7 separate regions of the Mus musculus genome follow, and all the other regions are linked to region 1. Evidence: chromatin loops called from intact Hi-C (ENCODE). Cell type or tissue: heart. All regions are shown on one strand. Region 1 has its middle 19 kb from the start of Mki67. Region 2 has its middle 9.4 kb from the start of Gm36356. Region 3 overlaps Ptpre (protein tyrosine phosphatase, receptor type, E). Region 4 has its middle 4.1 kb from the start of Gm36062. Region 5 holds the start of Ptpre (protein tyrosine phosphatase, receptor type, E). Region 6 overlaps Gm36356 (predicted gene, 36356). Region 7 overlaps Ptpre (protein tyrosine phosphatase, receptor type, E).

Region 1 (4,000 bases):
AGTGCACCACACAAGTGGAGTTCATCTGTGCCCTCACTGCTATAGCTCTGAGCACTGGGCACTGCTCCTGTGAGAGGTGAAAAAGAACATGACCCTGGTTCGTGATGGTTTATGGGTACTCTTCGATGGGGCCACACTGCCAACTTGGTCTATGGAGGTTCCAGAGAGCATGTCTGGGGCCAGTGAATTTCAGAAAGACCTGGAGGTCACCTGCTCTCTTGAAAAGCATCTGTATCATGTGGGCCAAGCCTCTCAAGTCCCTGAAAGTGGGATTCCTTCTGTGCAGTGGGAATGGTGCCTGAGACTGCTGAGAAAAGTGATGAGCTAGGGCCCCAGCTCCTGCAGGGCACCATGTAAGTGAGGCTGGGCAGCTGCAGGAAACATTATCTGTCCTGCTGGATGTTCACACTCAGTCCTCAGGTGGCATCTGGATCCCAGATCACCATCTCTGGTCTATTAGGGGCTAGACTCTGCTCAGCTTTTTTGACTCATCTTATGGAGTCTACCCCAGGGTTACTGCCTCTACTACTGTGTGGTGGAGTGTCGTAGTTAGGAGTCAAGACATCTGTAGGAAGCAAGAAGGCAGGCAGCTGGAGAGGGTGGAGGGGAGAGGCCTTCAACAACAAACTAAACACCATAAGGGGAGAAGAAAAAAAGCCTCTTCGACACAGCCTAGCTTCAATATTGGAGGTCTCCATCTGCAGACACATAGTAGATTTATATTCTACTGCCAAAACAGGAGTGTGGTTACGGAAATAGTTTTAGGTTCTCTGGATTTGTACGCTTTCTTCTGTAAAATAAAAGCATAAACAGGCAAGCAATACACCTAGACATTTGGGCTCCAATTAAGAAGGCCCTGTTCTTAGGGTAGCCCCCAAGAGTGATCTCTCCCCGTGATTGCACCTTTGGACCTCTGGAGTATTCAGAGTGACAGGGTACAAAGTGGTTGGGAAGGTTGGGAGGAGCCTGAAACTCTCAGCAGGGTGCCCAGCCTGGAGCAGGTCCTCCTTGTCGACTGACTGTAGCCCTTCTAACTCATTGCTCTTGCTGTTAGTTCCTAAAAACTCAAGCAGTTTCGAAGTTAAAAGAACGTGTCCTGCAGCGATTCTCCTCTAGATGGCAGCAACACTCAGAACCCGCTAAAGCTCGCCTCCCAGGCCGCTGGCTCTGTAAATCCGGAGTGATCCCCTATGCAGGCAGCCTGCCTTTTGGACACTCCAAGTTCTTACTCCTCTTTAGCACGCTGCCTCCCACAGTAGACGCCGAGCATCTCAAACACTGAGTGGCTAATTACGCAGATAGGCCATGCTTCCAAATTGATCTTATTTTGCAGGCTGGTATTTTCTCATGCTATTATTGTTAAGGGGTGGTGGTGGTGTAAGTTGATCAACGCCAGTCATTGCGATATTGAGCTGCAAAGTTTTGAAAGTATTTGTTTCATAATGTGTGAGACAGAATATGGCTCCACTTCATTCACAGTTTTTCAGCCTACGGTGGTTATGTTCTAATAATCCTGTTCCAGCAGCCCTGAGGCTGAGTTTGGTTTTGTTGCAAGGTCCCAAGCAGGGCGAAAGAGCAGACAGGACTCTAAGACTCGCACTTCCCTCTTTGGCACAGGTCTCCCAGTGCATCACTGAACAGTGCAGTGTCTAGGCACTAACGCTAGGTGGAGACCTGAAGCTGCTGGCCTCTGGATGTCGCTTAAGCAGCCCCTAGTCGGCCGACTAGTCTTTAGCACGGGTCCCAGCGCAGGCAGGGCGAGGCTGGGCTCTGCACCTGCGCAGACCTCGGAGCTCCTGTGCCCAAGATTCCGGGTTGCACCTATAGTGTAGTGGCCCTAAGTGGCCGCCAGGTGACGCTGTGGTCCCAGCCATCGAGCTCCCAGGCCTCAGAGGCCACCGCAGTGATCTACCGTCTGTGCAGAGGGTGGAGCCTAAGTAAAGGGAAAACTGATCCTTTGCTCTGCCAGAAGATTCCAGAACGCTGGGTTTTTTTTGTTTGAAAGGCTAGCTATCCACCACTTTTGAGTTTAATACAAATCCTTTTTTTTTAAACACGTTATGTAACGCTGAGTTGATCTGGCTGGGGAACCTGACATCAGGCCTTGTCCTGTATTGAAATTTAAGCTCTACGTGTTAGCAATTCCTCTAAACTACAACAGCTTGCAACTCCACCCTTCAGGTAGTGCTAGCAGGCAAGCAAATAGCAAGACTGCTCCGTGCCTCCCCCTTCTCTTCCCTCACCCTCTCTCTTTCCACCTCCCCATCCCCCACATGTCCCCAGTGACCTCTTTCCCTCTTCCTCTCTCCTCTCTTTCTGTTCTTCACTGTTACCTTCCTTTCTCTGCCTCTATCCACTCTCCAGGTCCCCTTCCCATTCTTAACAATAAACCTTCTTCATATTAGGTCTATTACACGGCTGATCCCTCGGGAAGGACACCTTGGGCAGGCCAGCTAGGGTGCTCCCTCCCGCTGCACTATTACACCTCACCTGCCTCCTTTTATAAACACACCATTGAGGAGGCCAGGAAACAGGAATTACCAGATCTGGAAGGAGTTGAGACTTCATGCCCTCAGGGGTGCGGTGGGGCCTCTCCCTGCCTACCTACTGCCAGCCACGGGGAACCCCTTCCCAGAGAAGTTTAGCTGCTATTGTTTAGTGTTTGTTTGATTGGAGGTTTGGGGTTTTATTGGGGACAATTTTTCTTGTAAGTGGGGTGTGACTACATAGCCCAGGCAGACCTTCAATTTAGGGGCTCATCCTGGATTGCAGGTGCACATCATTACACCGGGTTTCTAATGTTAAGAGATGAAGCACTCCTTTTTAAAGCTTTTTTTTTCCTTCCTCAGAAAACCCAAGGTACACAGGAGACAGTCATGAAATGAACTCCATCCCAATGGCTGTACCTCCCAAGATTCAGTAACCAACATCATTCATGTCCACTCTTGTTTTGTTGAGGAAAGCTCCAGATAACATCTCTCTACTTTCACAAATACTACATAATAGCTAGGCATGATGGAGCAAGCCCAGAATCCCAGCTCTCTGGAGGACAACTCGAGAGGCCTGGAGTTTGAGGCCAGTGTGGGCTACACGGCAAGACTGTCTCAAAATAAGCAAACAGAGAGACTGCAGTGGGCTTCCCTAGGAGACAAAGATTGCTCTTAAATACTAATACCATTGCTGAGCTAACTATACCGCCTCACACGGACAATATTTCCTGGATATCATCATCTATTTCCTCGGTACTCATATTTCTCAAACTGTTTCATGAACATAGAGACGCTATTAGCAGTTGTAGCTTTCCCCAATCGTACCCAAATAAGGACCATGAATTGCGTTGGGTCGATTCAAATATTGTTTGAATTAGGGTTAAGTTTTTCATACAGTGGAAAAAACAGATATGATTTGTGTTAATTCTAATAGTTTTGATAAACAGAGACCTTTTGTATGGTAAACATATCAAGCAAAAATATAAACTGATATCCATCCCTTCTCCCTTAACCAACCTGCCATCAAATGGGCCAGAAGGAAGCAGTGACCCGGTGCCAGCTGCCCTCCCACACACACTTTTATTCTGGAGATGCATATAAGTGGAACCAAATGGGCTTCTCCGTCCTGCCTTTGCTGCTGAGGTCCAGCCAATATTTATCAATATTTCAGTCTTTTTCTGTTGGGAGCCGCGCCCACATTCGCCGTTACAAGATGGCGCTGACAGCTGTGTTCTAAGTGGTAAACAAATAATCTGCGCATGTGCCGAGGGTGGTTCTTCACTCCATGTGCTCTGCCTTCCTCGTGACGTCAACTCGGCCGATGGGCTGCAGCCAATCAGGGAGTGACACGTCCTAGGCGAAGGAAAATTCTCCTTAATAGGGACGGGGTTTCGTTTTCTCTCTCTCTTGCTTCTTACACTCTTGCTCCTGAAGATGTAAGCAATAAAGTTTTGCCGCAGAAGATTCTGGTTTGTTGCGTCTTTCCTGGCCGGTCGTGAGAACGCGTCTAA
Region 2 (4,000 bases), 240 kb after region 1:
AGTGTTCTCAACATTATCTTCCAAGCTCCTACACAACATCCGACAGAGCTCTTAACAACGGATGGATCTTCAAGCCCAAAGTTCCAAAGTCCTTCCACAGTCCTCCCCAAAACATGGTCAGGTTGTCACAGGAATACCCCACTCTGCTGGTACCAATTTGTCTTAGTCAGGGTTTCTATTCCTGCACAAACATCATGACCAAGAAACAAGTTGGGGAGGAAAGGGTTTATTCGGCTTACACTTCCATGCTGCTGTTCATCACCAAGGAAGTCAGGACTGGAACTCAAGCAGGTCAGGAAGCAGGAGCTGATGCAGAGGCCATGGAGGGATGTTCTTTACTGGCTTGCCTCACCTGGCTTGCTCAGCCTGCTCTCTTATAGAACCCAAGACTACCAGCCCAGAGATGGTCCCACCCACAAGGGGCCTTTCCCCCTTGATCACTAATTGAGAAAATGCCTTACAGTCGGATCTCATGGAGGCATTTCCTCAACTGAAGCTCCTTTCTCTGTGATAACTCCAGCTGTGTCAAGTTGACACAAAACTAGCCAGTACAGATGGAGATATACAGGGTACTGGTGACTGAACCCAAGGCCTCACACATGCTAGACAAGGGTCCTGCCACTGAGCTACATCCCCAGGCCCCAGAGGATGTAGGAAGATGCTCTTGGGTCTCCCTCTAGTTGGGTCAATTTCTTCTGATGGCAATGGAAGGAAACTTCTAGATAGTCACAGGAACAGATCCCTGAGGTGCACCTGGCCTTGAAACATAAGAGACCTGGAAGCTCTCAGCCAGCTCAGGCTCCTGTAACCAAATGCCACAGACTGTGTTTTAACCAACAGCATTTTATATCTCACTGACTGGGAGGCTGGCGACACCCAAGGTCAAGCTGTTGACCCAAGGTCAAGTGTTTGATGGGGTTCCACTTTCTGGACCATAAATGTGGAGGTTTGAATAAGCATGCTTCCCATAAACTCATGTATTTGAATGCTTGGCCCATTTTGAGTCCTCTCTATTAGGAGGTATGACCTTGTTAGAGTAAGTGTGGCCTTGTTGGAGGAAGTATGTTACCATAGGGGCAGGCTTTGAGGTCTCCTATGCTCAAGTTATACCCACTGTGGTACAGTCTCCTTCTGTTGCCTTTGGACCCAGATGTAGAACTCTCAGCTCCTACTCCAGCACCATGCCTGCCTGCATGCTGCCATGTTCCCACCTTGATGCTAATGAACTGAACCTCTGAAACTATAAGCCAGCCCCAATTAAATGTTTTCCCTTAGAAGAGTTGCCGTGGTCATGGTGTCTTTTCACAATAATAGAACTCCAAGACAATACGTGTGCTTTTCTCTGTGTCCTCGGGTGTGGGAGGAGCCAGTGCTCATTCATATGCCCACCCTCTTCATGAGGAGTGTACCCTGTACCTCTTTCCCACTCCAGGTCCCACTGTCATTTTGAGTGGGGCTTGCAACATTCCAATTTCAAGGGCTGAAGATACCCATCCAGCAGCAAGGGCACCATCTGTTGACCATAGCAGTCTCTCAGAGACTCCATCCCAGTTCCAGAAGCATCTCTGTTGGGAGGACAGACAGATGGAAAACAGACAGGCAGCCAGACCTAGTGTCAGGCTGGACCCTGGCTGAGGCCCGGATGGCAGGTCCCTGGAAATGTGAGGGGGGTGCATATCAGAAAGACATGACTTGTGGGAGATCATAATGGTGTTCTCCCACGCCCTGATGCTGACCATCACTGTAAGTGGCCCTAGGGGCCCACAGGTCTAGGCAGCTGAGCAGCTGACACACTGCATTTCAAGGGCCCCTCTAATCACTGTTATGTATGAGAGCCCTCTAGTGGACTTCTGTCACTGTGCCGCAAGGACTGTCAGGGCTGGACACTGAGGCTAGGCAGCCTTGGCCTTTCCAGGAGAGCAGGGAGGCTGACTGGGCTCTAGGGATTGGGTATGGCAAGGTCAGATGTCAGCTCCTCCCTGGCTAAAGCATTATCACTGTCTCTGAAGGGCTCATTACGTGGTAGGTAAGTGCTTTGTTAGCAAAACACTCATATCTTAAAACAATGTGTGGGCATATGGAAAATAAAGATACGCTAACCACCTGCATCCCCACCACTCAGAATTTGAAGTATTGAAGTCCATGTTCTTTATCATTAATTATAGAGCTGTAAATTAAAACCCCTGGGGAATATAACTTCACTCCAGCTTAAATGATTAAGAACTGAACAGCCAGGTAGGAGAAAAGACTCAACAGTGAAGAGCACTGACTGCTCTTCCAGAGGTCCTGAGTTCAATTCCCAGCAACCACATGGTGGCTCACAAGTATCTTGGGATCCAATGACCTCTTCTGGTGTATCTCAAGACAGTGACAGTGTACTCATATGAATAAAATAAACAAATCTTTTTTTTTAAAAAGAATTCAACAGCCATATAAACCAGGTGTGGAGCCAGACTCATGAAATTCCATCCCTGGGAGAGGAGAACTAGGGAGTTGAAGGTCTACATGACAATTTCAAGCCCAACCTGAGGTACACGAGCTTCAGTCTCAAAAACCCAGTAAATAAACTTATGATGTGAGAACCAGGAGCCGAGCCACATAGCCATAGTTCTCTCAGTTGGGGTGGAGGGGTCTCTCAGTTCTCATAGTTCTCTCAGTAGAGAGGCTGAGGATGGAGAGTGACTTGAGTCCAGGAAGAGCATTCTGGGCAACATAGCAAAACTTTGTCTTAAAAAAAAAAAAGACTCACAAAAAGAATTATGAAAAAGAGAAAAGAAAACCACTGAGCTCCTACAGTCACTTGATTTTTGACAAAGGAGCTAAAACCATCCAGTGGGAAAAAGACAGCATTTTCAACAAATGGTGCTGGCTCAACTGGCGGTTATCATGTAGAAGAATGCACATTGATCCATTCTTATCTCCTTGTACAAAGCTCAAGTCTAAGTGGATCAAGGACCTTGATAAAAAAAAAAAACAGACACACTGAATCTAATAGAAGAGAAAGTGGGGGAAAGCCTCGAACACATGGGCACAGGGGGAAAGTTCCTGAACAGAACATCAATGGCTTATGCTCTAGGATCAAGAAGTGACAAATGGGACCTCATACAATTACAAAGCTTCTGTAAGGCAAAGGACACTGCCAAGAGAACAAAACAGCAACCAACAGATTGGGAAAAGAACTTTACCATTCTACATCCCATAGAGGGCTCAAATTCAATATATACGAAGAACTCAAGAAGGTAGACTCCAGAGAACCAAATAACCCTATTAAAAAATGGGAACAGAGCTAAACAGAGAATTCTCAACTGAGGAAACTCGAAGGGCTCAGAAACACCTAAAGTAATGTTCAACATCCTTAGTAATCAGGGAAATGCAAATCTAAACAACCCTGATATTCCACCTCACACCATTCCAAATGGCTAAGATAAAATAACTCAGATGACAGCAGATGCTGGCGAGGATGTGGAGAAAGAGGAACACTCCTCCATTGCTGGTGGGATTGCAAGCTGTTACAACCACTTTTGAAATCTATCTGGCAGTTCCTCAGAAAATTGGGCATAGTACTACCTGAGGACCCAGCTATACCACTCCTGGGCATATACCCAGGAGATGCTCCAACATGTAACAAGGACACATGCTCCACTATGTTCATAGCAGCCATAATTATAATGGTCAGAAGCTGGAAGCAACCCAGATGCTCCTCAACAGAGGAATGGATACAGGAAATATGATACATTTACACAATGGAGTACTAATCAGCCATTAAAAACAATGAATTCATGAAATTCGCAGGCAAATGGATGGAACTTGAGAATATCATCCTGAGTGAGGTGACTCAGTCACAAAGGAACAAACATGGTATGTACTCACTGATAAGTAGATATTAACCCAAAAGTTTGGAATACCCAAGGTTCAATTCACAGACCATATGAAGCCCAAGAAGAAGGAAGACCAAAAGGTGGATGCTTCAGTGCTTTTTAGAAGGGTAAACAAAATACTC
Region 3 (4,000 bases), 55 kb after region 1:
AGAGAGGTCCTCATTAGGAGGCTCTGGGAAATGATGAACTCAGCCTTTAAGACTGCCCTTGCCCCTCCAACATGAAACGTTTTGGAATTCAGTGCAGACTCTCTCTCTCTAACCAGGAAGTGTGCTCTGACTAATGAAAGAGAAAATGTAGAGCTATTGGATGTTAGGAGACCCACCCCCACCCCCCAGACAAGACCCTTGAAGGAGCCTTGAGGTTGAGGGAGACCTTCCAAAGGCAAACAGGCCAAGCAAGTGCTATGGCGGAACACGGAAAGTAACAAGCATCCGGGCTTTGAACTTCAGGGCTGCTTTTGAACTCTGTCACCCCGTTTTTAAATGGAAATACAATCTGTGCACGAGCCCCCCCTCTTGAGTCTTGCTGGGAAGACTCCCCTTAAGACCAGGGGAGGGCTTTATTGTGAATGCCTGCAGCTGGGTCAGGTACTCTGGGACAAGAACCCTCCCAGCCTCCCCTTACACCAGGCGCTCCTTTTCATGAAACAGACATCAAACACATGAAACAATTCTTGACTCTTCTGGAACATCAGGCTGATCAGATTCTTACCAGGGTCTGCACCATGTGTGGTCTCTGAAGTCTTAAGCTCTTCACAGCTTGAAACACGTCTAGGAGTCCCTCGGCTTTCACTCGTTCCAAAATGTTACTGAGTGCTATGAATGTACCTGTCCGCCCTGCTCCCGCGCTGTGGAGGGAAGATGCTTAGTGAAGGCAAAGCAAGCAAGACACACACAGGGAGGAGGAGACCTGGGCATTTACTCCCCAACCCCGGGGGAGAACTGAAAGGCACCCATGTCTGCCTGCATCTTTGTGCGTGGTGCTGTGTATGTTCGTATGCCTGTACATGTACGTGTGTCTGAGTGCATGTAGAGGCCAGAGGTCTATGTATGTTGCCTTTCCTTATTGCTTTGCATTTTCCTTTTTGATAGGCTCTTTCACTGCACCTAGAGCTCACTGTCTTGGCTAGGCTGGTTGGTTACCAGGCCCCCAGGGACTAGTTTGTCTGTGCCTAACTTGCACCAAAGATTACAGACCTGCATTACTGCACCTGGCTTTTTATGTGGATAAAGACGATCATACAGCAAAATACTATGTTGACTGAGCCATCTCCCAACCCCCTTGACTGTAGCTTATAAGATCACTTATATACATAATGCAGCAAGATCCAGCAAGCAGAAAGCTGCTTCCTTTCCTACGGATATTAGAAACGGATGGGGACAACTTAGGTGCTTTGACATAGTGGCTATGAATAGTATGATTCCCTGACTGACCATCAGCTCAGCAGTACCTACAATGCATCAGATATGCAAGCTTTTCTTTTAGGTATAGGGAGAAGAGACCCTGGCCAGTGCCAAAGCCTGGATTTTGGGATATTGACACATCAAGGCTACAGTTGGGGATAGTATAGTAAGATGCTCTCTGCTAGGAATAGTGGATTCTCCTGAAGATGGCACTTGGCTTGATCTCAGCCTCACAGAAGAGGGCTGGGAGAGGCTAAAGGAGACACGAGACCAGCCTTTTCTAGTATCCTCTGGAGGGACACAGCTGTCCTTGGATCTCTCGGAATCTCTACGAATGGTTCTACTCTGAAGTTGAGGACCTATTGTTGTTGTTCATCCCCATGACTGCCACCTGGTGCCCCAGGCTTGCAGAACTCATCTTCTGCTTTGCAGAACAACAAGCCTGCTCAACTTTTTTCTAGTTCATTCTCAGGGACCTCGGGAAAGGCTTCTGGGACTGAAAACCAAGGTGTGAGCGCCACCTACTGGCCAGGCATGGACTACACTAGGTGGGCTATCCACACAGGGAGAGTGTCCATCTCTCTTGTTAAACAGAGGCCCCTTAGACACAAGGGATAGGATAGTGAATAAAAATAAAGGGTGTTCCAAGGTGGGAGTCAAATGTTCAGGAAATGAAACAGCCACAGCTCCGGCAGCTAGTGAGATTCACCCAAGAATAAAAGCATTCTAAACTGCTGCTCGCCAGGGCTTGGCAAGTGTGAACAGGACTGCCGAGGCAGGTAACATCATGTAGGGCAGGACCTGCAGATCCAGGGATGGAGGGAAACTGTACATCTGCCATACATTCACTCTTTCTCCACATGCTTCTTGCCATGAGCCTGGTTGTTGCCGTCTCCAGGGACACCAGGAACGTGTCCACCCTTGAGGCTGACTGGGTACATGAGTGTTGGATCGGGTTTACTTTAGAGATTTCAGACTGGGGTCTGGAAAGAAGGCTCAGTCGGTACAGCACTTGCTGTGCACGCATGAGGACTTGAGTTTCAAGTCCCAGATACTTCTTTTAAAAGCCGGGCATGGTAGTGAGTGCTCGTAATCCCAGGGACAGAACAGTGGAGACCAGGAGGATCCCTGGAGCTCCCTGGCCACCCAGCACAGCTCCATCCACAAAGACAGAACCCAGTGAATGGCTTACACCTGAGGAGTGACACATGAGCCTGACCTCTGACCTTTGTGGGTTACATTTATGTAATCTCATAATCACACACACAGAGATTCCAGGCTAGACCGGTTTTTGTGAGGTCCTTATATTCCATCCTGTGTTTTGGTTGTTCTGCATTGAATGTTTCCAAAGCCAGGAGAGAGGGTGGGCAATGTGGGGAGGGGCAGCCAGCGTCAGAGCTGCCCTTCACAGTGAACACAGCTAAGCCGATGTTTAGGAGCTTTGCCTGGGAGGTTTGTGTGACTTTAACAGGATATTGTCCCCTGTGTCTACTCTGGCTCCTCCTTGAATGTATGTACATTCTGCATCATGGGTAATGAAGTGACTCTTGTGCCCATCTGTGTGTGTGTGTGTGTGTGTGTGTGTGTGTGAAAGGGAAGATGACACGCAGTCTAGGTAAGCAATCCCCCAGAGGCGCTATTGAGCTCTCCCTAGCTGTAGAGTGGGTCTCCAGAAACCTCTGGCCCTCTGTTGCTGTGCCCCCAAGCCAGGGCCCCGTGGGGGAGGGGCGGCTCACCTGCAGTGCACGGTGATGGGGTGGTTGCCCGTCTGCTGCTGCTGCTTCTGCACTGCTGCAATCAGGTCAATCATGCCTTTGCCTTCAGCGGGGATGCCAACCTCAGGCCAGCCATGGAAATGGAATTGTCTCACCATGCGGACCTGCTCTTCCTGGCGGGCCAGGGGCTGCAGATGAAAGACGAGACTCCAAAGACTGCCCACATCCTGCCAGGAATCTGCTTGCCTTGCCCATGGGTCCTTCTGGGTCTTGAAGCCCCTCCTAGACAGTCCAGGGGCCTGGCCAGTGACTCTGCTTCCTTCTGGACCCCCATTCATTCTGGCTCAGCCCTTTTAGGACTCTTGGTGGCTTTATTCACAGCTAAGACTCACGTTGCTTGGGAAGTTAAGCTCTTAGTTCCCATCAGGGGCTATAGGTAAGCCCAGTGGTTCAGGCAATCCACTGCTGGCCCGGAGGGAACAAGTAGCAGCTTCCTGAAATGACTATCTTCAGCTCAGAATTGGTCAAGCTTATGAGCGCTTGTATCTCTTACTGAGCCAGAAGGCACAGATGTTGTGTGGTCAGAGGTCAAGGCCCAGTATGGACCGGGACAGTGAGAGGTTCTGGAAGGGGTCCAGGAGGCCTCTCTACCTTCCTTCAGATCTATTGTTTCTCCACCCCCAGCTAAGATCACTCTCCCCAGTGATTGCAAGAGCCAGGAAATTACCTCTTTGCTATCAATCTCATGCTCCAGCAGGAGGCATATGGCCACAGAAGCCAGAATTCATAGGATGCCTACCGCCAGATGCTCCAGTGGCCTCTCTCTCAGGGTTCCCTGGGACTTGGATGGGTGGTGACAAGTTCAGGGCCCACCTTGGTATATAAGTAAGTACATTCCAAGGGACGCTTCTGCGGGTTCACTAGAGTTTGGGGGATCCCAGTGATGGTACCTGTTTGAAGGTAACCAGAAAGTCTCGTACGCTGATTGCTTCAGACAGGGTGTCGCTCTTTATCTCTATAGTTATATC
Region 4 (4,000 bases), 330 kb after region 1:
TGTCCACTATGAGGTGAACAGTCTTTGCCTCCCTCCACTTCTACCACCATGCAGTATGACATTATGCCTGAGCTTGTGGAGCCAAAGATGGGTTGAAGCCCCTGAAACTCTGAACCAAGACAAGTCTTTCCCTTTCTAAGTTGTTCTCTTAGGTTTTGAGATACAAAAGTAATATGTTTAGTTAAACACTTGGCTGTTCATACATGTTAAACTCTAATCCAAATATGCTATCTACCTACCTATCTATCTATCTATCTATCTATCCATCCATCCATCCTTCTTTCTATCTATCTATCTATCTATCTATCTATCTATCTATCTATCTATCTATCTTTTATCTATCACTAGGGACTGAACTCAGGACCTTTCATGTGCTAGGCAGGCACTCTGGCCTGACCACATACATTCTTGATATAAAACTGAAGAATGATTTTGCCTTGGTCTGCTTTTTTCTCAATGTCCTTTTACTAGGGAAACATTGGCCAGGATTTAAGTATAGATCATTTAACTAATTTCAAGACTTGTTTTTCTTTTGTGTATTCTAACTTTTATTCTAAAAAAAAGTTCCAAACATAAGATTAAAACTCAAAAATACTAATTATTTTTGGCTTTATTCTGTAGCAATCAGTGCCCATCAAAAACAAAACAAACAAAATGACCTTGTCCTACATAGTCCCAACCTTGCCATCACGGCTAGCAAGTTAACAGCAATCCCTTAATGTTATACAAAGCAGCAAATATTTAAAATTCTCAGATTATCCCTAAATTAATTTTTGACCTTTATGTTTCCAGATCAGAATGCAGTGTGTGCATGGTTTTGTGTACACTGCTCTGGATTTTGACCCGTGCCTTAAGTTCTAGAACAGTCCCTGCCTCCCACTCCCGGCATTTTATATAAATTTATATAAATTCTGGGGTAAGTGCTGTACACTGAGTGTGGAGAGAGGCCCACATATGAGCCTATCGGGTGCTTCTTCTCCTTGTAACACTTCATATATTGCTGAGTCTCCAGCATCCCACAAATGCTGGAAGACAGGACTGACAAAGCTGGCCTGAGAGGTAGCAGGAAAGCTGCTAATGTTTGCCACACAGAAAAGCACAGGCTGCAGTGTAAGAGGCTGGGAACCTAGTGTAAAGAGGCTCGTTTCAAAGTGGCCACGGCCGTGGCCCACTTTATAAACCATAAGGGGTATGTTTCAGCCTGCTTTGGGATTGGTTGCTATGTATCAACTTTTCTTAAATTAAGGAAAACTGTTGGTTGATTTTCTGTAATTAAATTTTACTAATTTACACTGACAAGGACATGACGCTTGCATTTCATATTTCAGTTGTGGTGAGAAACCAGTGTTTTGGGGAAAATTAGAATCATGTAGGTTCAATTAAGGAGTCACAGTCAGTGGGTCTTTGGTGTACCTAAGCTGTGGTCTTTTCATCTTTCCGACCAGCTCTGAAGTTCTGATTGAATCAAGGTTAAATGGTTTCCTGTCAGTCATTCTGCTGTGGAGTGACGAGAAGCGGTGAGGCTGGACCACTGTCCCTGACGTGGAGCTTGGTCGTGGACTTGAAGGGGTGATGGCAGCTGGGCTCCAAGATGGCACGTGGGCTTGTACAATTTCAGTCCACTCAAGTGTATCTGGGTTGGGTTAACTACTGCCTATGTGATCTGGGATGAGTTAACTCAGCCTCTCAGTTTCTTCCACTTTAGGCAAGAGGAGTCAGCCCCCAGCCCCCAGCCCTCAGCCTCATCCCCAGGACCAATGAAGCAATTTGTGTGAATTTGATTGCTGGAGCTGGACAGGGGGGCAGTGTTCTAATGCAATTAAGCATGAGTTTTCAAAGGTCACAACAAACGAGAAACCAAGTCCTAGTACTGGAAAGAGAGAGGCTGTCTTCCTTACCCTCCAGAGTAAGTCCAAGGGGACCTCTTTCCTCCAGGGAGATGCCTGCCTGTCATTATGTGGTTGTGGCGCCATCTAGTGGTAGATGACAGTCTGCTTAGAGAGGAGAAGCGACGATTGGTGTTAACTTCATGCCTTCCTTATTAAAGGTGTATGCAGAATGCATAGACATCGATAAAGATAACTTTGAATGAAATTTATTTTAAAGATACAGCCTTTCTTCTCTGGACTTAGTTAATAAAAAGTAAAGAATCCCCACAAAACAAGCTTGTTTACTAAGAAGTCTTCTTTGGTATTTTTTTCTTAAAACTTGAATATTAATTTTTGTGACATGTGTGTGATATTTTTAACACACACACACACACACACACACACACACACACACACACGCTGGTATCACAGCTGTGTGTCACCATCCCCAGACAATAAGGGTTTTCTGTAGCACTGGGAATGAAACCCCAGACCTTTCACACTCCAGGCAAATGCCCTGCCACTGAGCTACACCTCAGCCCTTGAGCCTTCTGGAGTTTTAGTTTTCAATCAATAACATTTACCTCACCTCGAGTCACATGCATCCGAAGCATAAAGAAGTTCTGGGGGTCTTCTGCAACATATTCTGAGCTTCACAAGGATATGAAAGGTTTTCTTTTGTGAAAGACACTTCTTTGAGAAGTGTGTAAATATTACTCAATCTAGCTTTTAAAAAGTAAAACACTTTACAGATTTGTTTTTATGTGTCTGTGTGGGCTATGGACACACGTACAGGAGCTCGAGAAAGCCAGAGGCATCAGGTCTCCTGGAGCTGTAGGTCCAGGTAGCTATGAGCTGCTGGATCGTGGTGCTGAGAACCAAACCGTAGTCCTCTGCATGAGAAATAAGTGCTCCTAAACACTCAGCCATCTCCACCATCCAAACGAAAAGATAAACTCAACTTTGCCCATCTCACCAGAAGTCTGCTGGAAACTCTACCTTGGTCTGCTTGCGGTTTTCCCTACAGACACTGGTGTGGTCAGTCATGTGGATCAGAGCTGGGCACCTCTTAAAAATAGGTTCCAAGTGTTGTGCCAGGGGTTGTCCAACTACTCACCGCTACGTTTGTCATGGTAGGGTCATTCTGTGCCTTCTTATTCTTCTGGCTTAAGAACCTTCAGAAGAAGCTGGGGTCCCATAAAGGCTTTGGGTTGCAGAGGTCTCATACCAGGCTGGAGGCAGCGAGAGAGCTCTTGTTTCTGAGGGATGCTCTAGCTAGACATGGCAACTGGGTTCCAATTCAAGAGAGCAGAGGGGGTGTGGGAGCAGGCGACTGCAGCAGCTCCTGTCGTGTTGACTGGTAAGAGTGGATGTCTTCTTGCATGGGTGGCAGCCTGCTCTGCCCTGGGAAACAGGAGCAGCATGCTGCAAGGGTCCTGGGCGTGCTGGCTCTAGCAGAGGTGTGGAGCTTTAGCAATGCCTAATACCTCCATCATCCCCTGCATCCAGCTCTTACTATAATTTCATAAGTTAATGTCTGTCAAACACCCCTTCTTGTGACCCCTGAAGCAGTCTGTCTTCCTAATGGGACACCAACTGATGTGCTCAGAAATCCAGTAGGTGTGAGTGAGCTCTGGGTTAGCTCACTGATGCTGTCTCGATGGTCCTCAAGGCTAGACCCTAAACCATCACTAAGGACAGGAGAGCAGGACACACATTTTTTTCCCCACGTGCTTGGAACTTTTGAACACCTGTTGTGGTTGTTTCAGTGAGGTTTCCCACAGTCACTTCTTTAACTGGAGACCACAGGACTCAGTCAATCTCTAAGCTATGAACACCTCCCCTCCCCCCACTTTAAGTTGCCACACCAGTCACTGGTGAGTGGTCAATTCACAAGTCCCATGCCTGTGAACTCAGGAGGTGATTTCCAGGAGAAAGGAGATCTCTTCCCTGCCCCCACCCCAGCTCTCTTTAGTCGGGTTCCCTTACTCCTGACTGCATACAGCTTAGGGGCCTTTTCTCTCTTCAAGGCATGACTCTGTTATAGTCTAACAAGTTTTGGTGCATCCATGTGTGGATTGGGCTTAGCTCATTCTTGGGATAACCTCATGGCCACACAGAACAGTTTTCAC
Region 5 (4,000 bases), 200 kb after region 1:
TGAAAGCTGAGGGACCTTGGCAGCCACCAGCAACCTACTGTTTCATGCCCCCTTTGGCTTAGTCCCTCAGCTTTGGAAAAACATTCCCACCCCCATTTCCCAGCTCCACTTTAACTAAGCATAGGTTTTTACATTGTAGGAAAATAAATGCATAAACATTGTTGCAAAGGTGTCCAGGCACCTTGGGTCACGAGGCACTTAGGTGCAAGGACATTAGTGACTAGGCAAGAGACACAATCATTTCTAGAACACATGAGCACCCTTTGCTGGTCTTCCTTCAAACTCTCCGACACAGTCAAGGCTCCATTTTCTTCCTGTAGTTGCTGAGGTTCCAACACTTACAGAGTCGTTATAAATCAATATAAACCTACAGGCATCACACTCTAACCTCTCTAGAACAATACTTCATGACTGAAAGGAATTTAGGTCAGATCCAGTCCCTAGTCCTCAGGCTTGGCTCTACCTCATCACCCTGTGGGTCTCCAAGCCTTCCCCAGATGGTCCCAGGAAGCACCAAGATGGGTACCGCTGGCCTTTGGCTTCAGGACCTCCTCAGGTCCCCCTACGGACTGCAATTCGTGGCGTCATACCTGAGCTACCTGCCAGGTTCCACCTTGACCCTGAATCCCCAACTGACGCCTGCCGGGGAAGGCTCCCGGCCCTAGACCGGGCGCCAGCATCCCCGCAGCGCCCCCGCTGCGCCGGGAGTTGGCGCAACTCGAGTCACTTTCTGGAAAAGCTCCAGTCTTAAGCCCTGCGTGCGCAGCCCCCAACACACCGGTTGGAACCCACTCCCGTTTCCACTGCGTTCACACACATCCCCAGGTTGTTGTCCTCTTCCTACAGTCGCCACCCACAGACACACGCCCTCTGTGTAGCTATTCACCGAGAGAGCTGCCTAGGTGGTAGCCAAGTTCGGACCGCGTCTCGAGCAGGTAGCTGGGGTCGCAGGGTCTACAGTCGCTAGCATCCTGTACACTAGGAGGATGGCAAGGACCTGGCTCGGACGCAGCTCCCGTACAACGACCCGTTTCTCCCTGGCAGTGGCCCAGGATATCCCGGTCTGCTCAATGTGCACGGGGAGCACGGCCATCTCCGGACGTACTGCCACCCACCCTCACCGCGCCACTCACCTCCCAGGGACCGGTGCTGTAGCCCCGATCGCTCCGCCGCGGCGACTCCGCATCTCCCGGGCGCCCGCCCGACGCGCTCCGCTCCGGGGCGTCCGCTGTCCCCGCCGGCGCGAGGGAGGGTCGTGGGGACGCGCGTAGGCAGTGAGGTACCTGCGCCGCCGGTGACTTCTCTCGCAGCCCGCAGTCCGTAGCCCGTAGCCTGTAGCCCGCAGCCCGTAGCCCGCAGCCGGCAGCCCTCAGCCCTACAGGAGAGCAGGAAATCTGTCTGGCCCGGTCCGGCCGCCTCCAGCTCTGGGCTAGGGCTCCGGCTCCGGCTCCAGCTCCAGCTCCGCGGCGGGGGCGGGGCCGTGGAGCTGCGAGGGGCGACGGCGACGCCTGGTGCCTGGCTCTGGGAGCGCACCGCGGGCGCTCACCCTCCTGGAGCTTTGGCCTTTACACTGGGAGGATGCAGGAACATGCCCTCTCTCCTGGCACTCTGACTGGACACTCTATCAGGGAGGATCCTAAAAGGTGATGGCACTCAGACGAGCCATAGAGAAAACTCAACGTCCCTTCTATTTAGCCTTAGCTCTGGACACCACAAAGTAGTGTGGCACTTAAGGTTTCGCAACTGGTAAAGCAGGGCTGGGACCCGTGGTAACAGCCCTGCTTCAGAGAAGTCGGCAGAGCTGAGAAATGTTAGACACTCCCTCCCAGAAAAAGAGTGTGCGGGCGCCCCATGGTGGGTGCTGGGGGTATACAATTAGTAAGAAATGTCTGGCAAAATTAAACACACATGGAGCAGAGCGCAGTACAGGGACCAGATCTGCTGCTCTGGGGAATTATTTCATAGTGGTTTAGTTTGGACTATAAACGAAGTCCAGCTTGACACAACCTAGAATTGAGACTCATGGGGAAATCATCTAGATCAGGTTGGGCTTCAGACATGCCCATTGGAGGTTGTTTGGATTGTTAATTGATAAAGGGAATCTCATTCCACTGTGGGCAGCACCATTCCCTAAGACCGGGGTCCTGAACAGTATAAGGGAGAAGGCTAAATGGCATTGGGCACGCAAGGGTGGGTTTAATCCATTTGCTCTTGACTTTGTAGGTGATGTCTGAAGTTTCCTTCTGGACTTCCCTGAAATAGTGAACTGTAGCTTGAAGTTGTGAATCAAAGAAATCCTCTCTTCCAGAGTTTACTCCCCCCCCCCCCGATATTTTTTCTCAGCAACAGAAATAAAACATCCTGACTGGAAGGCAGAAAGCACAACAAAGCCATGGTGTCTATCTTGGTTCTGAACCTGTTTGGTTGGGCCAGGGCATAGCCTCATGGGGATGCTGTTTCTGTGTTGGGGACCTTGCTTGCAGAGCTTATAAATGAAGGAGGGAATAAGTAAATGAATGGCAAGAAAGGCATGCGTGGGATATTACCTCACCCTTCAGTTTACTGCTGTTAGAGCTGCAGAGCCAAGCTGACTTATAAGGTGACAGTTTCAAAGGGCCATCAGTCAACTCCTAAGTTGGCTGGAGCCTGTACTGGACAGAGCTGTAGACTGGAAGCCTGAAGAACTGTGGAACCCTCCAGAATGCTAAGAATGCTCTTCCTTGCCCATGTTCCAGGACCCAAGCTCAGGTCTTCCTTCTCTGCCCCACGCACCTCTGTCTCTGAAGACCTGAATTGGGAAATTGGGTCTTCTTCCTTTCCTGCCTCACTCACCCCTGCTTCCGGGGGCTTCTCCAGAGCTGTAACACCTTTCACGTGCACATCATTCAGAAGCATTCGGCCTTCCAGACACCAACCAGCAAGCTCAGTTCTTCAGGCACCTCCTGCCAGTCTAGCCCCAGCTCTTGCTCTTGCTTTCTGGGCCTTGACTCTGCCTCTGTGCATCTTGAATAAAGTTCCTTCTCTTCCTCGCTGTGCTTGCCTCTCCTCTGACAGCACTGTCCTCTGATCTCAGACATCCCTCACCCCCAAGTAAACCTGACTGCAGTGATGCTGTGCCCAACTTCCCCAGTGACTCCTGAGCCCTTGCTTATCTAATGCAGCCATGGATCCTTTTTCTCAGTGCTCTAGAAAAGCTACTTCCTGCCTTGGTCCCGCCCCCTTTGCTACCTTCCTATCAATTGTCATCCCAGTGCCCTCAAACCCCTCTTCTCTCTTGTAGCCCTCTTCACCGACATTTCTGACTGAATCAGGTGGTTTTGTTGTGGTGGTTATTTTAAGACAGGGTGTCTTAGCTAGGGTTTCCATTGCTGTGAACAGACACCATGACCAAGGCAACTCTTATAAGGAGCAATATTCAATTGGAACCTGTAATTTAATTACAGGTTCAGAGGTTCAATCCATTGTCAGCAAGGCAAGAAGCCTGGCAGTGTCCAGGCAGGCATGGCTCTGGAGAAGGAGCTGAGAGTTCTACATCTTGTTCTGAAGGCAGATGGGAAAAGACTGGCAAAGCCCACTATCTTAGTTAAGGTTTTGCTGCTATGAATAGATATCATGACCAAGGCAGTTCTTATAAGGATGACATTTAATTGTGGCTGGCTTACAGGTTCAGAGGTTCAGTCCAGTATCATCAAGGTGGGAGCATGGCAGTATCCAGGCAGGCATGGGGCTGGAGGAGCTGAGAGTTCCACCTCTTGTTCTGAAGGCAGCTAGGAGAAGTCTGGCTTCCTGGCAGCTAGGACGAGGGTCTTAAAATCCATGCCTACAGTGACAAACTTCCTCCAACAAGGCCACTCCTATTTCAACAAGGACACACTTCCTAATAGTGTCACTCCCTGTGAACCAAGCATTCAAAGACATGAGTCTATAGGAGTCAAACCTATTCAAATCTCTACAGTGGGTCTCACTATGTGGCTTTGGCTGTCCCGGATCTCACTATGTA
Region 6 (4,000 bases), 250 kb after region 1:
CTCCCATTCCTTCCTCTACGTACCCTAAAGATTGTGCTGCTGAACCCCAAGACAAGCAGCTACGTCCATTGACTCCTCTTGAGTGAGCCCCGGGTGTCTTCAGGGCACTTGTTGCAAACGGTCTCCTAAGCATACCAGCCATCACCATCTTCATCAGAAGCAGCTGTGACTATTCATGGCCCTTTGCAAAAGGAGGGGGTGGGGGAATCCCGGGACTGTCATCTGAGATCTCAGTCACCTCCCTACCCTGCCACCTGCTTATAATCCTGCCCAAATCACATGTAACCTCAGGAGATGCTAGAACATATAGAGAGTGGAAAGTTGGCTGAAGAGGGGAGAGACTCCATCTATACAGTCATAGGGAAGTCAGTGTCCAAGCTAGGGTGAGACTTACCAGCAATGCAGCTGCTCTGGGGTCACCTACTGTATTGGCTGGTTTTGTGTGTCAACTTGACACAAGCTGGAGTTGTCACAGAGAAAGGAGCTTCAGTTGTGGGAATGCCTCCATGAGATCCAGCTGAAAGGCATTGTCTCAATTAGCGATCAAGGGTGGGAGGGCCTATTGTGGGTAGTGCCATCCCTGGGCTGGCAGTCTTGGGTTCTATAAGAAAGCAAGCTGAGCAAGCCCAGGGGAAGCAAGCCAGTAAGTAACATCCCTCCATGGCCTCTGCATCAGCTCCTGCTTCCTGACCTGCCTGAGTTCCAATCCTGACTTCCTTTGGTGATGAACAGCAATGCGGAAAGTGTAAGCTTCCACTTGCTTCTTGGTCACATCTTTTGTGCAGGAATAGGAACCCTGACTAAGACACCTACATTCCTTAATTAGACCCTCAACTGTGCTAAATAAGGTCAATGAGTTATTGCCTCACAAGTTGGATTTGGGTGGAGTTGTGCTCTGGTCTGTCATTGGTACCTTGCCTCCCCAAGATTGGCCTATAGGCAAGTCTAAGAGTAAATTTTCTTGGCTTATGTTCATGTGGGAGGGTCTAGCCCACTGTTCGTGGTGCCATCTCTGGACTGATGGTCTTGGGTTGAATAATAAAGCAGGCTGAGCTAGCCACAAGGAACAAGCAAGGGAGCAGCACACTTGGGTGGCTCCTGCTCCTGCTCCTGCTTCCAGGTTCCTGTCTTGCGGTCCTGCCCCCCTTCCCCCTTCATGATAGTCTGTAACTGATGAAATAAAGCCTTTCTTCACCAAGTTGTTTTTCGTCGTGGTGTTTTATCACATAACAGAAAAGCCATCTAGGACAGTACCATATCTGGGGTGTGTGGACATTTGTTCACATTTACCCAGGAAAACTTCACTCAACAGACACCATTGGGAATGCAAAGGTGCTGGTGACTAGCTTTCAATATGAGATTTCTTACTGTCTGATGTTAACCTGGGAACTGCTGGAAGCCTGTCCGTCCTGGTGATAATTGACAGAGCTTTAAGGAACTATTGGCGTCTCTTCCAAGGAGAGAGTTGAGGATTGTCGGTGTCTGTACTCAACCAATGTCCATGGGCCCCAGTTCTTCTGGTTTCAGTTTCCTTATTTGTAAGCTAGACTTCTGTTGTAGGCTAGAGTTCAAAACACAGACCCCCCCGTCCCCCCTCCCCAAACACAGCCACTGTCCATGGTGTTCTCTGGAACCAGCCTTACTCAGCCATGTGTGCATTGCCAATAGTTGTTTCCATGTGCCAGAGAAGCACCTGAGAGATCAGATGTGAGAGATCAGATGGTCCAAGAGTGCCTGGGAGATGCCCGGGAGCACTGCCTCCTGGTGGCCACTTCAGGAACTGAGGAATGGTGAGTGAACCCAGCAATTACCTATGGAAATACAGTGTGCCTGGGCTGTATAGCCTGAGACCTGGAATAATGTTAAACACCCTTGTGATACTATGATTCATCCCGTGTGGCCTGCAGCACACTTGCATAGAGTCCTAGGCAGCCCGTTCTACGCCTCCCACTCCCCCACCCTTATTAACGACTTGAACACAATCTCTGCAGTACCACAACAGACCATCTGATCACCAAGACAGCTGCTCAGATAAGTACCAGCTGGAGAACACACACAGTGGGGATACACTGGATAGAGAGGCTAATGCGATTTCATCTTGCTATTTGAGCAATGTGCAATTTAAAACGCATGACCTGCTCATCCCTGTAATTTTTCCATTCTGTATTTACAGGGCACAAATGAGAAAGGGTATGTGAGCATGTGGAAAGCTAGCCCACCATGGATAAGGTGGGATCGCTGGACTCTCATCTCTTAGACACTGTTCCCATCATGAGTCTGGGTAGCTGCTTCTATTAGAATTGATTTTGAAATGTAGAGACTAGGTGGGTGATTTTCTGTGTGGATTTCACTTTGGGGTTTGCTGCAAACTTGCACATTGATTCTGGCAGATGAGGACACCCCTGGAGAGTCCACAGGGCCTCTCAGAGTTCACATTTCGGCTTGGAACTTGTCCCTCCCAAGAGGCAAAAGTGTGTTTCCAGGAGCTACCAGTAGAGAGCAGCAGAGGCCGTTAAATGCGTTGCTGCAGTTGGCAGAGAGCTCAGGGAGGGAATGGGTCATCCCCTGTTAAGTGGGTGATCTTCTGTGGTTTGGAGGTGCACTTCTCCAAGCAGCTTTGTCCATGAGGTTCCCTAAATTCTCACAGTCACCCTCACATGTGCACACCAGGAATCACCAGGTTAAAGGAGCGCTAATCCCATTCATTTGTGGGTTTTACGTGTATTCGTGCATGCAGGCCCTTCTGTTGATAGTGGCCCCCATAGTCATGTATTTTTTCTTAAATCCTTTTAAAAATCAAAGTCAATATGTTTTCATGGCTCCCAAGTATAGCAATCCCTCTGCCTTATGTATCTCCCATGCAACCCTGGGCTTCCCTCTCATGAAGCCTTCCCTCTAGTGGCCTCCTCGCTGTGTGTATGTACTTGGCATTCTGCCTGCGTGTCCAGGCACACACATCCCCACTGTGCAGACACTAGGAGGTCCTGGGGCCAAAGCCTTTTTACAGAGCACAGTGGACACACTGAAGACATTGCTTCCCACGAAGCCATGTCACCTCAGACTGACACACACTCTTCTAGGTGGCTTAAAGACTCACTTTGATGCAATGGCTCCTGAGTTCTGTGGGCTTGGCTTCACAGCCTTGGGTTGTCCTCGGCTACATTGCCTTGATCAATGCTCTATCAGCATCCGTTGATGGCTCATTCTGCTGATGCTGCCTGTCCTGTAACTTTCTCCCCACCTGAGGAGAAGTGGGGGAGAGGCAGGGTCTATTTCTTCTATTTCAGTGTGGTGTCTTCTGCCAGACACAGCCTCCTTTCAGCTTCACGCAGGGTCTTGGACATCTTCAAAGAGACTGACATCACCCGTCCTGCTGTGATGATGATCTGTAACTGCACGGGAGTACTGAACCAGGTCCTTCATAAGGTCTGCTAACAAAAGGCTTAGAAGGACGAGCCATTCCTCTCTCACTTCAGCTGCACCCCAATCACCGTGACACCCCCTCTTTTTCTGAAGCCACTCCCTCCCTGACCCCTTTACGCTATCTAAGGCAGACTCCAGGCTCTCTTGTCAAACCTCTAATTCCCCTCCTGCAATTGCTTCTTCCTTCCCAAGAGCATGTTGGTCTGACCCTGCTGCTCCAAAGGCCGCAGGAATCGTTGTTGCTGCTATTATGCTGACCTTGTCTGCCAGACTTCCAGCTTCTTAGTCCAGCCTCTCCCTAGTGGCTTGAGTCCCCCCCACCCACTTTTCCAATCCTAACACTACTATTCCTTTTAGGGCTCCTTTTCTCACCCTCCTATCCCGCCTCTACCGCTCTCCCAGGCTTCCTTTCTGTCTGCAGCGATGGTAGCCATCTCCATTCCATTGCCCAACCCACCAGCTGGCCAGCCAACATCCAGCCTTGAAGGCCTGAGATCGCCTCTGCTCTCCCTGGTCAGCTCCCAGAAAGCTGGTCCCCTTGCCAAGGCCTCACCTGTGCCATCTGGATAGAGAAGGG
Region 7 (4,000 bases), 100 kb after region 1:
CCGTGAAAATTCCTCCCGATTCTCCTATCTAGCCCATGCCGGCCTCTCGAGGAACCCATGCCCGTTCTAAAGCCCCCACGCCCAGACCAGGGCACTCTTATTTCTAGTATTAAAATCCCACCAATTCACCACCTTCCTGCCTGGTGCACAGTGCACAGAGGGACCATGTGCTCCCTACAGCCTTCTTACTCCTGAGGTGACCACAACCCAGAGAGACCACAACTTATTTGGCCCAAGACACACATCTAGAAAATGGAAGAGGGAGGGGCACATTCTAGTCCAATCCAAGTCAGTTTGTGGTAGCTTCACTCATTCATTCATTCATTCATGCATTCATAAATTCACTCACTCATTCATATGAGGTCACTCAACTATTTAATGGCACCGAGTGTGGTTGCTCCACCCCCTTTACAATTCAGGTTACTGAGCAAGGCACATCAGATCACATGGTAGATAAACAATAGAAACTCCTTAGAGTTTTAGGATTTCCAAACCCTAAATCTGTCAGCAGGTTCAGTGTCTAGAGAGAATCTATTTCCTGGCTCTTAGATGGCTCTGCCTCCTAATTTTGAATTCTGTCAAACTCCTTTCTGGATCTGGCTCATAATGCTGCTCTAACAGAGAATCCATGGATTGTGTGTGTACCCAGTTGTAGACCATTTGCCAAATATGTGCAAGATCCCAGGTTTATTCTCCATCATCATAAAAAAAAGCAAGACCAAAGAAATACAAACAGAATTCTCCCTCCATTTCTAGATGATCACGAGTCCTCTACCAGATATCCTCCCTATTATTTGTACAAATTGAATTCTGCAGGACAGCTCTGCACTCATGGTCATAGTGATTAGGATTTCGGGGAGGACGTCCTCTTGCCTCCCTGGGCCCCAGGCCATTGTAAGGCTGCATAGTCGGAGAAAAAGAATTCTTGAGAATGAGATTGGGGGTGGGGTGGTGAGAGAGTGTGTTAGTTCCAGGGTTACATTTCATTTTATTGACGTTCTGTTGGCAAACTACAATCAGCACCATATAATTATAGAAAATTATAACAGCAGCACAGCAGAGAACCCAAAAGCTACCCCTTGGGAATATTAATAAGTAGACACTCTACTCTTTAGTAGAAAATGCACACCAATTTCATAAAATGGCTGGCTTTCACACTGGGAAGCATCACGGAGCTCATGCATTTTTAAAGAAATGCTGATTTTAGTGTGACCAGGAGATGGTAATAGGGATTGTTCTTTATTTGCCCAGGATGTGTTTATTCATTGGTTCAACAGGTGTTTTCCATACCATGGAAGGAGTCTAGTTTACCTGGCAAGGCTAGACAAACATGCTCACTTTAAATGTTTCTATTCTAACTGGGACAGGTGGGGGCGCTCTCTGATAGATGACTTCAGTGAGTATGAGGTATTCCTGCCCCACCCCCTTGCACCACCTAAATAGACTGGGTGCTGGAGAAGCCATGGTGATTACGTTTGCATCCTCAGCTTCAAGGCACTCCTGGGTGCATGAAATACTGCTCTTCCAAGTCTGTCATGTCGGAGGCATGCCCGCATGGCTCCCGAGCTGAGCCGAGAGTCAGATGGTCAACAGATGGCTTGCCTGGAGAAAGCCTTCCTAAGGTCAGGGGCCCTCACCAGTCCTACCTTGGGGGACAGAACGATGTCCTTGATGTTCTATTTGCTGTTGAGCCAGGATGAACAGCAATATGGAATGCTATTACTATTCATCACAGGGTGATACTGTTCTGGATCTCGCAAGCCAAGGGCAGGCAGAAGTTATGTTATTGCCTTGTGAGGCAGGTGTTGAACTCCAGAGAGGTTTGATGTACAAGCAGCCTTGAGCATCTTAGTGTCTTAAGTCAGCCTGCCAGTACACCGAGGACAGGGAGACAGATGGGTGAGGCAGACACCTGGGCTCAGTACCTGTCACTCTGTAAGTTGCCTGTCTCTCAGACACACTACCTTCCATAATCTGAGGCTCTGTGGTCTGAGACCCCGTGCCAACCTTAGGATGCATGGGAGAACCCAGGTGAGCCCTGTTCATGATCCGCTCTGAGCCAGCAACAGGACAGTCCCCCTGCATATTACACACATGGTCATGGCACATCTCTGTCCCAGTTCTTCTGGGGGCACCCACAGCTGAGAACCTCCTGAAACTGGGTTCCAGCATGAAGACACATGAGTGGGAGAGGGGACTCGGAAAGCTCACTGCCCAGTGGGCCAGACACATGATAGGAAAGTGCTGGCTGTTGGAGAGGAAACTGATGGGTGTCCGAGAAGGTGATTTTACGTGATTAAGGCATTATTGGTTAACATTTTATGGTCTCTGCTCAGCTTAGTACCTGAACTTGAAAGCCTTCTAGATTCGGGATTCAGGAGCTCTTTATGCACTCTCAACACTTGAAGCTAGAGGGCAAATGCTGAAGATGACCAGCAGATGGCGCCACTGGAAAGTGACAGAAATATTGACCCACATCAACCTGCTGCTGCCAGATCAGAGCTCAGCCTTCCTAACTCAGTGTGTCCCCAGAGGTCACCCTCTGACCAGCATTTCAGCAGATTCACTTTATAAATGTGTTTTCTGGCCCATCACTTCCTGAATAACGACCACAGCAATGCTGTGACAAACTTCTCAAATCCTCCATTCACACACTGGTGAAGCGATTAATTAGGAATTAGCCTTCTAAGGCACATCTGAATTCCCCCTAGCAGGCCCCTCACCCCTCATGTTCTCACTTTCAATTCAATTCTACGATCCGTGGGTCCCTCATTTCTCCCTCAGTCAAGAAATTTAACAGTCCAGTGAAAGTCCCTTGGCTGAAAGAGCTGGGAGGAAATTACCCATCAAACGGCATGGCCCATTCAGGACACTGGCTCTCTTCCCACAGCATCGATTCTTCCATACATATTGAAATCAATTATCCTGGAGACTGTAACTCGCAGTGCATACATATACATATACATATACATATACATATACATATACATATACACACACACACACACACACACACACACACACACACACACACACACATATGTATCCGGGAAGCACTAAAGGTGAGGTGGCAGTGGCTCTGGGGAAACCTGCGTTCACCTGCCGGCTGCTTAATGAATCTGCTATTGGCTATTTAACACGCCGACAGCCACGGGGAGAAAAACTGTTGGCAACCTAGCCTCTTCCCAGATGTGGAGATGGTGCCTATTCTTCACTGAGTGGGCAGCCTTGTTATTTCTCAGCCAAGGGAAAGGGCTAGTTCCCAGCCAAGCCTTCTCTGCAGAGCCAGGCACGTGGCGAGAACCTGGATTCCAAGTCCCTTGGCTTTTCCATTTCCCAACTGCAAGAGCAGCTTGGGCAAATGCTGTGAATTGGGGAGCTCGGTCTAGGGGAACACTGATGACATGAATGAGTGAGGCCAGTTGTACTGAGCAAATGCCAGGGGCTAAAGGGGCTGGGGACGTCATGCCACATTGTCAGCCTGCAGGGGACTTCACATCTGGGGACTGACCAGAGGACTTACAGAATGGGTGAATGAATGAATGAAATAATGAATGCCCCCCCTGCCCCTGTACTGTAATGTGCGCTATCAACAGAGTGATCATTTCTTTCTCTTTTTTCATTAGATATTTTCTTCATTTATATTTCAAAAGTCCCCTATACCCTCTCCCCGCCCTGCTCCCCAACCCACCCACTCCTGCTTCCTGGCCCTGGCATTCCTGTACTGGGGCATATCATCTTTGCAGGACCAAGGTCCTCTCTTCCCAATGATGGCCGACTAGGCCATCCTCTGCTACATATGCAGCTAGAGACACAAGCTCTGGGGGGTACTGGTTAGTTCATATTGTTGTTCCCCTTAAGGGTTGCAGACCCCTTCAACTCCTTGGGTACTTTCTCTAGCTCCTCCATTGGGGGCTCTGTGTTCCATCCAATAGATGACTATGAGCATCCACTTCTGTGTTTGCCAGGCACTGGCATAGCCTCACAAGAGACAGCTTTA

The links. A loop is a pair of places that touch in the nucleus more often than their neighbours do. Peaks named below come from ENCODE experiments on the same cell type or tissue, not always from the same donor. Only the 100,000 strongest peaks of a DNase experiment are listed, where the experiment ranks them.
Region 2: a loop joins it to region 1, with 3 times the contacts of the local background. A loop is called at or near these places in 10 of 42 quality-filtered maps.
Region 3: it touches region 1 in a loop (4-fold over the local background); 26 of 42 quality-filtered maps call a loop at or near these places.
Region 4: it touches region 1 in a loop (5-fold over the local background); 4 of 42 quality-filtered maps call a loop at or near these places.
Region 5: it touches region 1 in a loop (6-fold over the local background); 12 of 42 quality-filtered maps call a loop at or near these places.
Region 6: it touches region 1 in a loop (2.7-fold over the local background); 10 of 42 quality-filtered maps call a loop at or near these places.
Region 7: it touches region 1 in a loop (4-fold over the local background); 2 of 42 quality-filtered maps call a loop at or near these places.

The regions. Positions count from the first base shown.
Region 1 is chr7:135,733,642-135,737,641 of GRCm38, reverse strand. No RefSeq gene overlaps it. Among named protein-coding and RNA genes, the nearest start is that of Mki67, 19 kb to the right of the region's middle. In heart, CTCF peaks have their summits at 1,096 (motif pointing right) and 1,787; DNase peaks (open chromatin) are centred at 1,121 and 1,781; H3K4me3 peaks cover 679 bases; H3K27ac peaks cover 257 bases.
Region 2 is chr7:135,493,360-135,497,359 of GRCm38, reverse strand. No RefSeq gene overlaps it. Among named protein-coding and RNA genes, the nearest start is that of Gm36356, 9.4 kb to the right of the region's middle. In heart, a CTCF peak has its summit at 1,853 (motif pointing left); no DNase peak of the experiment used is centred here.
Region 3 is chr7:135,678,253-135,682,252 of GRCm38, reverse strand. Ptpre (protein tyrosine phosphatase, receptor type, E) reads right to left here. Exons shown (of 21, transcript NM_011212.3): 18 at 3,923-4,000; 19 at 2,994-3,160; 20 at 566-701. Among named protein-coding and RNA genes, the nearest start is that of 5830432E09Rik, 28 kb to the right of the region's middle. In heart, a CTCF peak has its summit at 1,789 (motif pointing left); no DNase peak of the experiment used is centred here.
Region 4 is chr7:135,401,585-135,405,584 of GRCm38, reverse strand. No RefSeq gene overlaps it. Among named protein-coding and RNA genes, the nearest start is that of Gm36062, 4.1 kb to the right of the region's middle. In heart, a CTCF peak has its summit at 1,975 (motif pointing left); no DNase peak of the experiment used is centred here; H3K27me3 peaks cover 1,472 bases.
Region 5 is chr7:135,535,250-135,539,249 of GRCm38, reverse strand. Ptpre (protein tyrosine phosphatase, receptor type, E) reads right to left here and starts at 1,426. Exons shown (of 21, transcript NM_011212.3): 1 at 1,134-1,426. In heart, a CTCF peak has its summit at 1,535; DNase peaks (open chromatin) are centred at 919 and 1,499; H3K4me3 peaks cover 1,514 bases; H3K27ac peaks cover 875 bases; H3K27me3 peaks cover 1,482 bases.
Region 6 is chr7:135,486,140-135,490,139 of GRCm38, reverse strand. It overlaps Gm36356 (predicted gene, 36356), which reads right to left. Exons shown (of 8, transcript NR_166608.1): 1 at 3,977-4,000; 2 at 3,098-3,428; 3 at 1,644-1,811; 4 at 395-517; 5 at 1-181. Among named protein-coding and RNA genes, the nearest start is that of Gm36356, 2.2 kb to the right of the region's middle. In heart, CTCF peaks have their summits at 1,768 (motif pointing left) and 2,493 (motif pointing right); no DNase peak of the experiment used is centred here; H3K27me3 peaks cover 1,524 bases.
Region 7 is chr7:135,630,438-135,634,437 of GRCm38, reverse strand. The region is part of intron 2 of Ptpre (protein tyrosine phosphatase, receptor type, E); the gene reads right to left. Among named protein-coding and RNA genes, the nearest start is that of 5830432E09Rik, 20 kb to the left of the region's middle. In heart, a CTCF peak has its summit at 2,435 (motif pointing right); a DNase peak (open chromatin) is centred at 2,453; H3K27me3 peaks cover 1,681 bases.